Linked DNA regions of Homo sapiens: region 2 is linked to region 1. A link is a contact called in ENCODE Hi-C or POLR2A ChIA-PET data. All regions are on one chromosome and are shown on one strand. Each heading gives the region's core, a stretch centred on a gene start or an enhancer-like site at or near the end of the contact. The rest is flanking DNA. Distances are from core to core; before and after follow the strand shown. Region 1 overlaps BTD (biotinidase). Region 2 holds the start of ANKRD28 (ankyrin repeat domain 28).

Region 1 (3,978 bases), core at 898-3,397:
AGGGTTGGAAAGTCCAAGACTTAGGACCCAGTTTCCTTTCTTAGCTGATGTTTTCTGCCAGAACACCATGGGCTGTTACTTGTCTGAGTTGAAAGTGGTTTGCATTTACACCTGTAAATGTATTCATCCTTTTAATTTATGTAAGGTTTTTCTGTATGCAATTCTCGATTCTTTGAAGAGATGACAACAAATTTTGGTTTTCTACTGTTATGTGAGAACAATAGGCCCCAGCAACATGTCATCGTGTAAGGAAAAATAAAAGTGCTGCTGGAAAACAAACAAACAAAAAACATATAACCACGTATGGGAGCTGAGATATCTGTAAATTCTAAAAGTGATCATATCAACAGCTTAATCCTGGCCCCTGGAAAACAAATAGAGACGGAGTGATGCTGTGCAGCTGGCGTGGTTTCAACAAAACCGTGTTAAGTGTTTCCTCTGGGGGCAGATTATTGAAAGGTGAATGCAGGAGAATTCTACAGCCACAGTCTGGGTTTCAGTGTGTCATTTGCCAAATGTCTCAGAATGGTCCGGTGGATAGGGGAGGGAAGCAAGAGGCAGATGACATTTCAGGTGCTGGACTCAGTGCCATGCAGGCAAACATCTCTATCAAGAGAATGCCTGCCCTCTAGGAGATCAGTGTCATCAGGAGGTCTGAGGGCACAGCCTGGGGTTTTTTTACACTGACTTCAGCATAGACATAAATGAGGTGTGTATCATATGTGTGAATGACGTAAAGGTAACTGATACTTGGGATGTCAGTAAAGATCCCTAAATAGCCCAACAGGCTGGAATGATGAAATTTAACAGCATAAATGTGAAGTCTTGCCCTCAGCTTAAATCAATCACCTTTATAATTTATAAGTACAGGATGGCAATGGCAGCATGTGTGTCTGCTCATGTGAAAAGGTGTTTTAGTTGACAGCAAGTGCCTTATACACCCATAATGAGACATGTGGCTGCCAGCAGTTTTCTGGGGACAACATCTAGAATGCGACAGGTGAGAGTTCTCTACCCTGCCCTTATTAGACAGAATCGGGATAGCTGCATACAGTTCTGAGCACAGAGAAAACATGGAAGTCTTCAGTAGAAGGTTTGGAAACTGAGTCTCCTAAGGAACTGTGGAAGGGACTGAGGATACAGCCTGGGGGACAGATGCCAGGGGGATCATGACAGCTGTCCTCAAAGGTGGAGAAGATGGCATGCCGTGATAAGGGACACGGTCCTGCTCCCTTTAGCTCTGACGATAGAATCGTGGTGGCAGTTACGGGGAGGCTGACTGCTGCTCATTGAAAGGAAGACCTGTTCAGAAGTTCCCACCATTGGAACAAACGGACCTGTGAGTCTGAGCCACTGAAGGTGTTCAAGGAGAAACCGTATGTCAGGTTGGGACTAAAGAAAAGTGTCACCCTTGCAAAAGTTGTCTTGGTTGAAAAAAAAGAAGCTGGACCAAGTCTTCAAGTTCCCTTTCAACATCATGTTATACACACATACACACCCCCTGCCCCCAAACACCCCCCCACCCCATACACATAGCCTTTGTATATATATTATAGACTAAAATTTTAAAATGTTGCAATTTTTTAATTGCTGTGGCTGTCCAGGCCATCCCGACCACCCTGCTCTAAGGCAGGGACTGTTTGGGGCAGGACCTGCTGGTTCTGCCCTTTAAGTTCACAGAGAGCAGGAAAGTGTTGCTCACAATGAGTTTACATCCTGTTGAGGCACAGCAGGGCTTCCTCAAGCAGCTGCGCTTGGTCACCCTGCCACCAGAGTTACAGCCCAAACTTCCCTTCGGGTTTGTGTTTTCCAGCAGGGCATTTTCTTAGGCAACCTCTGATATTTCCCTCTTTGCCCCCAGGGGGGCCTCTCCTTTGTCCCCACCCTTCCTGAAGGGAGCAGGAAATTCAGGCCAACCAGGAAGCCTTCACAAAGGCTGGCACTGACCTTCCCTTTGTCAGTTTGGGGTCAGTTCTATCTGGGCGAAGGTCTCAGACTGATCGTAGTCCGACATAGAGACCGGAAACGAGCCTCAAACAGTCTGAAGGGAGCAAACGGCATTCTTGCAGATGCTTACTACTTCAGTGAAGCTTCGAATGACTCAGAGAGGTCATCACGCCCAGTCATCTTCAAATTTTTCTGCACATTAGACTGCACTGGGGAGCCTTAAAACAATCCCAGTGCCAGTCCACACCCCTTCCACACCAATTACAACGGACTCTCCAGGACCCGGGCAGCCATAGTGTTTACCACTTACCTCGTGATTCTTATGTACAACCACACTTGAGAACTGGGGATCTAGTCCTGGGCTTCTCATACTTGCCATGTGAAAGCATCACCTGGGGATCCTGCTGCAATGCACATTCTGATTCAGTAGGTCTGGGGTGCCGCCCAAGATTTTGTATTTCTAACAAGCTCCCAGGGGATGCCGGTCCACGGACCACTCTCTGAGGGGTAAGGCTCCTAATTCAACTGACTAACTCAACTCAGGTTAACTACCTGGATGCTTTTTCAGAGGGTGGTAGGAAGCCTGGGATTACCCAACCACTGATCAAGGGGTAAAGAGCAATCTGCTCTGTATGAGAGAAACTCAGGTTCCGAGGAGCATTCTTGCCTTTTGGGCTGCAGTCATCACTTGCTGTTCATAGATGTCAAGGTTCTGGTTCATGAGCTCCAAGGCCTCTTGGCGGCTGATGAGAGCCAGAGGGTTCAGACTCAGGATGGATGGATGCTCATACACGGCAGCCACATAATATTCAGCCTCGTGATGGTCAGCCACGCTCTCCTCCCCGGTGTGGGCTCCCAGGGCAACCACGTAACAGCCGCAGAGGAAAAGAGCAAGCTTACTTCTGGCTCCAGACATAATGCAGACCACAAATCTGGAATGTAATGGGGCAAGGGGAAAACAGCTGAATAAAGAATCCTGCCAAGAATTTAACGTTTGCAGCTGTGATTTATTAATCCCAGCAATTAAACTCACTCGCAGTGATACTGCGGCTCAAAGAGTTTGTTTCATGTTCCTAATAAAAGAGTATGTGTTTCTCTCCAAACACGTAGCAAGCCACATTTAAAATGGCTCACTGTGTTAATAGTCTGGTTTTAGAACATTTCCAAAACAGACTCAACGTTTGCTATGATTTTCTTACCCAGTGTTCAGCAAGACTGTAGTGCGTCACTACCCACTTTTCTAGCTGTGCACTTAGATTTTAAGCAGTAGTAACTATCCAGATTATTTGACATAATTCTGTGATATATTTCACACTCTACCCTCTGCCCTCTATCCATACTACAGGTCAGCCATCCGTAATGTCTGTGATTGTCATGACCCTAATAACACAGCTTGGCTTTCCTGGCCATCAAAACCTAATGAATTACAATTCTCCCTGCATTTCTTTGGTTAGTAATAAATACTATGGATAACTCTCCCTTTATTCAGCACAAAATTATTTATTTGGTGCCAAGAAACTGCTGACTTCTACATAAATGCCAATAGCTACTTTCTTTTATAGACAAGCAAAGTATCCCAATAAAAGCATGTTATTTTTTCTCCTTGAACTTGAGAATCGCCATTGCACATTATCACTTTCTTAACCCCATCTCTGTGACTCCAAAACTCTTGCTCAAAAGCCTACTCATTTGGAAATAAAATCCTTTTTGCAGTGATAAAATGCAATTTTCTAGAAAATAAACTACAAATTTCCAGAGAGTAAACTCAGCTTCATAGCTTCTACCAGAAAAGACTAGAAATAAATGATACTTCTGTGTGTCTCCTCCTTCCTCCCAGAATAGGAATGTTTCTTTCTAAACAGTGTGCATTACTGTTTTAGAGTAAATAGTCCAATTCTGCCTTTAAAAATCAGCCTGGCCTCCCAGCTAAAGCGTCCTCTCAGGCAGAGATTTACTGGGTAGTGTGCCAAGGCCAGGCCACCTGCCCATGGAGATGTCCTGGGGCTGAACAACTGCCCAGGAATCCGGATT
Region 2 (3,877 bases), core at 715-3,214, 160 kb before region 1:
ACCCCCACTATTCTTGTTTATAAATCTCCACCCTTCCAGAGTCTCGTGACGACAGAATTCATTTCAATGAAATTATTTATAGGTGGAAGAAAGTGGAAGGAGACAATATGTATGAACACAGTCCCTACCTTCAAGGAGTTTGTTTTCTGGTTGGGAAAGACCTAAGTGTGGAGGTTGACTTAGAACAAGAAACAGGATGTACCTGCTTAAGTCTAAGTAGGTGAACTTAGGTACTAGATACTTTGGAACAAGTTAAGATTGTTAAGATAAAAAGAGATTTTGCTTTGTGGGCTTGGGAACCCTGAAGATGAAATATAGGATATTGTTACTATAGTTGTTTCACTTTCAGATATTTCAAATATTAAGATTTTTTGATTCAGCTATGTGGAGATGGATAACATAATTGATGTATGTTCAATATTTACATACCTTTAATTTGGCATAAAAGTATTTTATATATTTTAAAATATAACTAATGAATTGTTAGCATGTTTTAATTGGTACAAATATGTTAGAGTTATTGCTTCTTCCATAGATTGATACATTTTATAGCTTTCAATGGTTCTTGTTTTAAATTCTGACATTCTTATATTTGTATCATGCTGGGATTTTTTGTTTTTTTTTTCCTTTTTATGGTTTTAAGACTTGCTTTGAAGTACCCATTTAAAAATAACTCGTTTTAGAATATAGCAATAAATAGTATATTCCTTTGTTACCTAAACTTTTCACAACCTTTATAGGTTACCTGTTTGTTAAGATCACTTTTATAAGCTAGTATTACAGGTTGCAAAGATCTGGAGATGAGTGGAGAGAAGAGAGTGTGTCTGTATGTGTGTGTACTCAGTGATAGCAGAATAGATTAGAAAGAGTATGTGTTTAAAATAACACACAACTTTATTAATTTATACAACTTTGGGTAAAATACATCATTTCTGAGTCTGTTTTTCCCTCTATAATGGGAATACAGCAAGGTTATTGTATTAAATGAGAATGTACAGCACATAGCATATCACAGATGTTCAAAAGTAACTATTATGTTTATTATTGTTTATTAATAAAAATGCTAGTTAATATGAAGAACACAGATTGAAGGGGGACCATGGTATTTTCTTTGTAAGTTTTCTCTTGAGAAATATCCCCCATGTTGGGTAAACAGAGAAAGAAGAAAAAAAACGATGAAATGATTGGCTTTGACATTTATTTATGGCTTTGGGAAATTTATAGGGAGGGAGATTATTTGTATTACCCTGTGCCCTTTTGACATAGGTAATTCAGGACGAAGGACATTTTTTTTTTCATGTACCTCTTTAACAGATTTTTAAGGCTTTATTCCCTATCCAAATGGGAAGGTAGGATTATTTTATTTCTTCAGTGAAAAATCAAATGATTTATATAATTTTAGAGTTAGGATTTCTACATTATGAAATTTTTGCTTTTCCCTTTAAAATATGAATCAATGATTGATTAAATTCACCAATTTAGAAATTGTTAGACAATCTTAAATTTCATTTGTTTAAGCTTTGCATTCTAGAAAATAAAATACACCTGGCAGATTAAAACTGATCTTGGTAAAAATATGAATAAAACAATTTCATGGTTTTTATAATCTAATAAAATATTTCTCCATCTTTAAACCTTTTTTATGAGTCCATTGCAGGCATATTCTTACTGCAACTGTCATTATAGGGTTAAACATTTGCTTTATTGTAACACACGAAAGCAGTTAAGCCGTTTGGAATTGTTTACTTGCTAAAACCACTGTTAGTCAGCAGAGGCAGTACACCAGATTTCCTTGTGGCTTTTAGTGGAAAATGTTAAAAGCGCACTCATTTTTCAGTTATAGAATTTTTTAGTTTGATTTGGATTAGTCACAGAACTGGCATGAACCTTCTAATTGTGAAGGCTGTCCAAATGCACTATTTTTTTCTCCTGCTAGAGGAAGTTACATCCCGAGAAGTAGCTCAGATCTCTGGTAAGTGTAACATGTGAGCATTACTAGGCATTTCATCCTGTGGGTCTGCAGTCTTTGCTCTTCAGACTGTTGCTCCGTTGGAATGCTTCTGTGGGACTGATACTGAGGTTCTATAGATATTTTTTAAGGACCTACTCATTTGGGGATGTCAGTGGTGTTTTGCAAGATCATCTGAGGAACAGGAAAGCATTTGAAATCTGAAAAGGATAACTGTGGCGGTTTTCACAGTGGAAGGAAACTATATTGGCAAAGAGGCAGATGACTGAATAAAGTAGTTGGCTCAAAGAAGATGCACAGTCTGCTATTTTTTTCTCTGAATGAAGACTGTTTAATGGAAGCTGTATTCATGTGGAGATCAAAGGAAACACTGGAATGATACACTACTATGTTTTTCCCCCCCCTTTTTTTTTTTAAAGAAAACAAAAAGCCTGAAGCAGTAATTTGAGCTCAAATGCCTTCTAATTCCTTCACAGCCTGCTTGTTCTACTAGGATTCTCCACTAACACCATTTCTGCCTGGTGCCTGTGCCCTTTTGCTGGAGCAGCCACAGACAACTGCCTGATGGAGAAAGAATGAACGCTCTGCCTTGCTTATGCTATCGATGGGAATAAAGCTAACTGTGTTTCTTCTATTATATGGGAAACCTGGATTAATCAAGCTGTATTCTAGTACCAAGAGTCGTATTGTCTCTTGTGGTCTGACTCATCACATGTAAACGTACTGCAGCTTTGCTATTAATGCAGAGTGGTTTTTTTTTTTTTGTTTTTGTTTTTTGCCCCTTTCCCAAACACTGAAAGAATTGTTAACCTCTGAGCTTCATTTTCAGGATTTGTGCTGAGCTCTAGATCTTTTTTCTGTGAATAGTATCTGCATTAAACCAGTGATGAAGAAATGAAGACAAATTAGAAGTGGAAACAGAATAGTGAGATTTTATTTTTTATTTTCAATTATAAGCAAAACAGCTACTGGTAACTATATGACCTTGCAGGCAAGAGTGGGTATCGCTGTGATCATCTCTGTCACAGCAGTTGTTTCTCATTTCATTCTATATTGTGTGGTGTTGTGTCACCAAAAACAATGATTGTTTTGTGCAAGTAAATTTCAGAGATAGAGCAATAAGACTATTTTGGTAGAGGAAAAATATTTTTAAATGAGCTTGGACTCAGTTTTAGTTATTGACATGTTGGTGTGAAATTTCTTCTTAAGTATTGCAGTAATCCAACAGAAATAATAGAATTTCGTTATATTTAGGAAGTTACAAATTATGTAGTCATAATTTTAAACTTGTTTTTCCAGTAGTACTTATTAACTTTAAAAAAAAAAAAAACCCAGCTGTGCTGTTCAGAGAATGTTTGTAAGTGTTGTACAGAAGAGGAGGAAAAACTACTTGTGCTCTTCCAACTGTGACTTTTATCACATAGCTTGGAATTTAGTGTTTTAAAAGATCGAATGAGTCGAGTGTGTATTGTTGTTTTGGAGGAGGTAGAAGATGAATCTCCTGCATTCATTTCTAAATTGCCACAGGAAAATAAATCCCTACATTCTCCACCTTCTGGAAATGTATTGGTAAGATATGTAAGTTTATATGTTTACTATATTCTACTGAACTAGTAGTATAAATCTTGTTTTTTAAGAATAGATGTAAATTTCCAATAGTTTCTTTACAAACCCAAATTAAAGCAATACGTGTGTAGATATGATGCAGTATTTTTGTATAAAATGCACATTTTTCGTTTTTACTTTTTTGAATGCTGAGATAACATTTCAGTCTTTACTATGTCTTAATCTCTTTAAAAGACTGTTTAAAAATAATTTGAGAATTAGTAGTTATGGCAACCACGTTTCTGTTTTCATTTTGTGGTTTCAGAAACTGATGTAACAAGAATCAGGAACTCTGCATATTTT

The links. A loop is a pair of places that touch in the nucleus more often than their neighbours do. ChIA-PET counts read pairs that join two places held with the same protein, here RNA polymerase II (POLR2A). Pooled maps may share reads with other maps.
Region 2: a map of dorsolateral prefrontal cortex shows a loop between it and region 1 (7-fold over the local background). The contact joins the promoter of ANKRD28 here to the enhancer-like site in region 1. A Hi-C loop is called at or near these places in 55 of 168 maps with a recorded cell type or tissue (A673, CD14-positive monocyte, Calu3 and 36 more), 22 of 37 single-sample maps with no recorded cell type and 31 of 50 pooled maps. POLR2A ChIA-PET finds 5 or more read pairs at or near these places in 20 of 52 experiments (A549, AG04449, AG04450 and 17 more).

What each region holds. Positions count from the first base shown.
Region 1 is chr3:15,634,325-15,638,302 of GRCh38, reverse strand. BTD (biotinidase) reads right to left here. Exons shown (of 4, transcript NM_001370658.1): 2 at 2,615-2,879. The coding sequence starts at 2,863. Among named protein-coding and RNA genes, the nearest start is that of BTD, 35 kb to the right of the region's middle. Within about 2 kb of position 2,147, at least 25 of the 41 ENCODE cell types and tissues checked have a DNase peak (open chromatin) inside an H3K27ac peak, as active enhancers do; they include A673, CD14-positive monocyte, GM12878 and 10 more, where a contact is called at or near this core.
Region 2 is chr3:15,796,066-15,799,942 of GRCh38, reverse strand. It overlaps ANKRD28 (ankyrin repeat domain 28), which reads left to right and starts at 1,964. Exons shown (of 28, transcript NM_001349278.2): 1 at 1,964-3,538. The coding sequence starts at 3,422.